Linked DNA regions of Homo sapiens: region 2 is linked to region 1. Evidence: read pairs that join two places in POLR2A ChIA-PET (ENCODE). Cell type or tissue: B cell. All regions are shown on one strand. Links, peaks and the distances in the headings refer to the core of each region. The heading gives the core; the rest is flanking DNA. Region 1 overlaps POU2F2 (POU class 2 homeobox 2). Region 2 has its middle 14 kb from the start of RABAC1.

What was found. Peaks named below come from ENCODE experiments on the same cell type or tissue, not always from the same donor. Only the 100,000 strongest peaks of a DNase experiment are listed, where the experiment ranks them.
Region 2: POLR2A ChIA-PET joins it to region 1 with 5 read pairs; 1 of 35 experiments calls an interaction of 5 or more read pairs at or near these places.

Annotation. Positions count from the first base shown.
Region 1 is chr19:42,112,614-42,115,516 of GRCh38, forward strand. The region is part of intron 5 of POU2F2 (POU class 2 homeobox 2); the gene reads right to left. Among named protein-coding and RNA genes, the nearest start is that of POU2F2, 18 kb to the right of the region's middle. RefSeq lists an enhancer at 1,698-1,857. In B cell, for the core only: no CTCF peak of the experiment used is centred there; DNase peaks (open chromatin) are centred at 1,568 and 1,968; H3K4me3 peaks cover 1,178 bases; H3K27ac peaks cover 2,447 bases.
Region 2 is chr19:41,944,053-41,946,955 of GRCh38, forward strand. No RefSeq gene overlaps it. Among named protein-coding and RNA genes, the nearest start is that of RABAC1, 14 kb to the right of the region's middle. RefSeq lists enhancers at 757-866, 1,317-1,366. In B cell, for the core only: no CTCF peak of the experiment used is centred there; DNase peaks (open chromatin) are centred at 539 and 1,429; H3K4me3 peaks cover 1,163 bases; H3K27ac peaks cover 2,500 bases.

The sequences.
Region 1 (2,903 bases), core at 250-2,749:
CCCACCTCGGCCTCCCAGAGTGCTGGAATTACAGGCCTGAGCCACCCTGCCCGGCCCAGGGGACGTATTTTATCTCCCTGGGCAGGATAGCTACAAGTCTGGAAATGCTGACACCCATTTTACCTGCCCTACAATGAAACAGGGAGACAGACCCCTGGAGCTGGGCCTGATATTCCAGACCAGGCCTTTTCAGTGATCTGAGCCAAATATTCCTGAGTCTTCTTCAGCCACCTGGACTTGGGCTTTGGCTCCTCCCTCCCAGCTCATCCATCCCTATTTGTGCGGCTACAGCCTGCCCTGTTTTCTCACTTTGCACTTGCCATTCCCACAGCCTGGAAGCCCCTTCCCAGCAAACTCCTTCCCATTCCCCTGAGTTCAGATCCCACCTCCTCCTGAAAGCCTGGACAGATGTGGGTCCTGATTCCCTCAGACACACATCACATTTCTCTTCCCACATTCCCATCACACTCAGTTGGTTTCTTTGGGAAACTTTCACTCGCTAGGTCGTAGCAGCCTAAAAGATTTTGTCAAGCTTTATTTGCCATGGTCCTATTAGGAAAATAGGAAATTTTCCCCCCTACTCTCCAATATAAAATGATGTTTTAACTGTTAACGTAAGTTTTCAATCAATGCCTGCCCCTACCCCAGACATTCTGAAATACTTCCCTGGAGAGATATCTCTCCTATCCTTGATTGAAAATCTGCCGCAAAACATCCCTCATTGATTCGGTAAATATCCACACAGCCCCCTCGGCAGAAGGCAGCACACTGAGCAATGGACAGACAAATTATAGAACTGTATTATAATTGCCCCTTCGTCTGTACAAGCTAGGAGATTGCAGGGAAGGATCCTGCCAAACTGTTTAACCAGCATTTACTTTGGAAGCTGACATCAGAGGGCTGGAAGGGGGGCTTTTCCTTGGTACTTTATATAATTTCAAAGGGATAGCATTTATGAGTGTTTTTTACTCTCTTTCCTGGGCTTCTTAGTATCTTTCAAGTGAAACATTTCTTAGTGGCTCACTGATGTGCTTGCTCCACTGCAGGACGGGGAGCCCCTCAGGGGCAAGGATGGCTGTGACTCACTCCTAAGTCTTCAGCTTCCTGCCATGGCCTGACACACAGGAGGCCAGGAAATGTTTGTGGAATGACTGCAGGATCAGAGCTTAGCAGGCATGAGAAGTGGACTGGGGGGTGGAGGTCATGAGATGCGGCCCGGGAGAGACATCCGAGCCTAGGAGCCGGGGAAGGCTGGAGCAGTGGGTAGGTAAGTCAGGAAGAGCTGGTCCCTCTGCAGCCTGGGCCCAGCACAGTGCCCATAGGAGGTGCTGTTGTAGAAATGACGTCAAAGGGCAACTCAGTTTGTGAGAGAGAATTCCCAGAAAACAAACTTGGCCCAGCTTTGCACTTGTTGAAGACAGAAAGGGAAAGATCAGAGCTGAGGGAAGCTGGGGAAGGAGGAGTGAGAGGAAAGGAGGAGGGGTTTAAGGAGCCCTTGACAATCAGGGCCTGGGCTATACGGCAGGTGGTGGAGGCTCAGCTTGCTGCTGCTGGGTCCCTGGGGAGCTGGGGGAGGTGGCTCTAGGAGTGCATAGGCAAGAATGTCTGCTGCTCACAGAGATGGTGGCCTGGCTGGGTCTGCGCTAGGCTGCCCTGTTCTGCCTTCTATCCTCTAGTCTTTGTTCCTTCAACTGATATTTCCTCGAGCAGATTCAGGCACGGCTGGGGGGAGGGAAGTCATCATGACTTCCTAGAGGTGTGGACTCCTGGGCTGGGGCTCAGATGAAGAGGAACTGTCCAGGTAAAGGAAGGGAGCAGACTTCCCGGGAAAAGAGAGAACAAGAGCAGGGCCACTGAGATGCAAAAGAGCTCAGCCCCAGTGAAGAGCCCCAAGCCCTTGGCGTTGCTCAGTAAAGGGCTGTCTATGCTACAAGGCAAATGGAACACCTGCTGCTGGAGTCTCTGGTGGCCGGGGTGGGAGGGGCTAGAAACCATGTTCCGTGAAGGACAGCTAAAAGCAGCAGCCGCGGATCATGTGGTTAGAGCCCTGGACTTCCAGGCCGGCTCTAACACTCATGCTTACAGAATAATCTGGGGCAGGTCACTTTACCCCTTGGAGCCTCAGCTGTGGGGAGGATTCATGGGAGCAAAGAGGCCATCACTGGCATGGTGCCTGGAAGAAAGGTGGCACCCAACAGACTAGTTACTGTTACTTCAAGAGCCAGGTATTGAAAGGCTACATCTGGGCTGAGCACCGTGGCTCATGCCTATAATCCCGCACTTTGAGAAGCCAAGGTGGGCAGATCGCTTGAGCTCAGGAGTTCAAGACCAGCCTGGGCAACATGGCAAAAACCTGTCTCTACAAAAAATATGTATATATAAAAAAATTAGCTGGGTGTGGTGGCATGCACTTGTAGTCCCAACTACTCAGGAGGCTGAGGTGGGAGGATTACTTGAGCCCAAAGAGGTCGAGGCTGCAGTGAGCCATAATCCGCCACTGCACTCCAGCCTGGGCAGCAAAGCAAGACCTCATCTCAAAAAAAAAAGGCTACATCTACAAGAGCCATCACGGAGCCATGCGCCCAGTTTACAGAGTGTCTCCACAGAACCAGGCCCAGTGGAAGGAAGTTCTAAGGAGGCAGGTTATCAGCTCAGTGTTAAGGAAAGTCCCAAATGGGAGCATTGGCCAATAATGGAACGGGCCATTATTGGGGTGAACTGTAACAAGGGAACAGCCTTACCAGGGCTGGACAGCTCCCTGCATGGACAGCATCTATATCTAGGGTTCTGTGGAAGTGGTTGGACGGAGTGAGAGAAAAGCCTTTTGTGGAGCAGTCACTGAGGGAAACGCCAGGCTAAGGGAAGTTAAACAGGTGGCTTTGCTGTAGGGCTTCCCACGACCT
Region 2 (2,903 bases), core at 112-2,611, 170 kb before region 1:
TGGCTCACGCCTGTAATCCCGGCACTTTGGGAGGCCAGGTGGGCGGATCACCTGAGGTCAGGAGTTCAAGACCAGCCTGGCCAACATGGTGAAACCCTGTCTCTACTAAAAATACAAAAATTAGTTGGGCATTATGGTGGGCGCCTGTAATCCCAGCTACTCAGGAGGCTGAGGCATGAGAATGGTTTGAACCAGGAGGCGGAGGTTGCAGTGAGCCGAGATCACACCACTGCACTCCACCCTGGGTGACAGAGCAAGACTCTGTCTCAAAAAAAAAAAAAAAAAAGGAACAACACCCCAAACTCCATCACCCCAAACTAGGTACAAATAACCACAAACCCTGGCAACTAGGTCTTGAGACTCAGTGAGCCCCAAATTGTATATAAATGTTAGGAACTCATAACTAGTAGCCCTCAAACCAGACATCTGGTTGCCTTCTCTTAATCTCCCAAAGATGGGCTTCTCATACACGAGAGTGACACCCCCAGGAGGCATCTGATGACACAACCCCAGCTTGGCACTGGATCTGCTGAGGGACATCTGGGCCCCAGCTGTCACCCCAGATTGATGTTCGGGCTCTCAGATGGTCATCCCAACCTCAACATCTGGGCAGCTGGGATTACACACTCCTAAACTAGACATCTGAATGTTTTGCCACAACTACCCACAATCTAAGGCATTTTGGATTTGAGCCCCAAACTTGGGCTCTGAACCACGCCCCCAGCCTCAGAACTCCCTAACTGAACATCATGGTAAGTCACTTCTATTTTGGATTTAGGGTCCCAGCCTTAATTTGTTCCCAGATTAGAATATAGGCCCACAGGCTGGGCGCAGTGGCTCACGCCTGTAATCCTAGCACTTTGGGAGGCCAAGGCAGGTGGAATGCCCAAGCTCAAGAGTTTGAGACCAGCCTGGGCAACACAGTGAAACCCTGTCTCTACTAAAATACAAAAAAATTAGCTGGGCATAGCAGCGTGCGCCTGTAGTCCCAGCTACTTGGGAGGCTGAGGCAGGAGAATTGTTTGAACCCAAGTCCCAGCTACTTGGGAGGCAGAGGTTGCAGTGAGCCAAGATCACGCCACTGCACTCCAGCCTGGGTGACAGAGCGAGACTCCATTTCCACAAAAAAAAAAGAATACAGGCCCACAGTTTCACTCACCCCTAAATTAACCTTCAGGGCCTCAAGGTCAGCAAAACCACAGCAAGTCACTCTCAAAATAGGCATCTGAGCTCCACAGCCACCCACCCACACACTTTGCATATAGCCTCCCAGTCTCAGATGTCCCCAAAACTAGGGCCTGGGGCACCCAGGCTCAGTGACCCCCAGACTAAGCAAGTGAGCTCCAAACTTCAGTCAGCCCTAAGGTAATCAGTAGGACCCCCAAATCAACATGTGGGCTGCCAACCTCGGTCACCGCTAAACCTCAAAACCAGTCACCCTAGACTTGACACCTGAGTCTCCGAACTGACTCACCCCAAACATGACAGGTGAAATGCCACAGGAAGTCACTTCTAATCTAGACAGTAGGCCCCCACTGTCGTCACTAATGTGGGTGTCAGTAGCCCCCATCCCCGGCCTCAGTGACGAAGCCACACAACTGCAGACATCTAGAGCTGGGTGTTGGGTGTCCCAAAACAGGAACAAGGGCTCACACGTGCCCAGAACTGGGCAGGAGGAACTCCAGGCACCCCAAATTCAGGATCTTGAGCCCCAGCATCCATCTTCTCAAAGTGAGAATCTGAGTCCTCAGTGTTAGTCACCCATAAACAATGCATCTTGACTACCACAACCAACCATTTGCCCCCAAACTAGGGTTTTTTTTTTTTGAGATAGGGTCTTGCTCTGTCACCCAGGCTGGAGTGCAATCATGGTGCAATCATGGCTCGCTGCAGCCTCAAACTCCTGGGCTCAAGAGGTCCTCCCTCAGCCTCCTGAATAGCTGGGACTGCAGGCAGTTGCCACTGTGCCCAGCTAATTTTTTTGTTTTTTGTTGTAGAGATGGGGTCTCACTATGTTGCCCAGGCTACTCTTGAACTCCTGCCCTCAAGGGATCCTCCCACCTTGGCGGGACTAGCTGGGACTACAGCCCAGCTAGTTTATTTTTATTTATTTTATTTTATTTTTTTTGGAGATGGAGTCTCGCTCTGTTGCCCAGAGCAAGTGGCGCAATGTTGGTTCACTGCAACCTCCACCTCCCAGGTTCAAGCGAATCTCCTGCCTCAGCCTCCCAAGTAGCTGGGATTATAGGCGCACACCACACCCCAGCTAATTTTTGTATCTTTAGTAGAGATGGGGTTTCACCATGTTGGCCAGGCTGGTCTTAAACTCTTGACCTCAGGCGATCTACCTGCCTCAGCCTCCCAAAGTGCTGGGATTACAAGCGTGAGCCACTGCACCCGGTCCAGACTAGGCTTTAGACCCACAGGATCCTCTTGTGTCCAGTAAAGGGCAGCTGGGTCTCCAGGGCCAGAAATCCCAAGGTTACCTGTGCCCCAGCCACAGCGACCCCTAGGCCAGGCATTAGAGCCTCAGTCTCCATCTTCCCCCAGGGGTCTCTATCACTGCCACCCACAGGTGTGGAGGTGCTTTGAAAACACTGGCCCTCCATGTCATAGACATGAAGCACTCCTCAAGTGGGTCCTGAGTCCTGGGGCCCTGACCTCTTGACACCTCCATTCCAAATACCCAGACTCCTAGCTTCAGTGACCTTCACACAAAGCTCCACACCGCTGGCCACACTCACTCAGAGACCCCACACCTGAGTACAGGAAACCCTTGACTCAGTTGTCCCAGGAACATTCAGGCATCAGCACTCTCAGGCTCAGCCATGTTTAGAAGGGACCAGCACCCTAGACTCTGCGCCCCAGACTAGAGGACTGAAATGACAGCTCCTGCCGCCCCA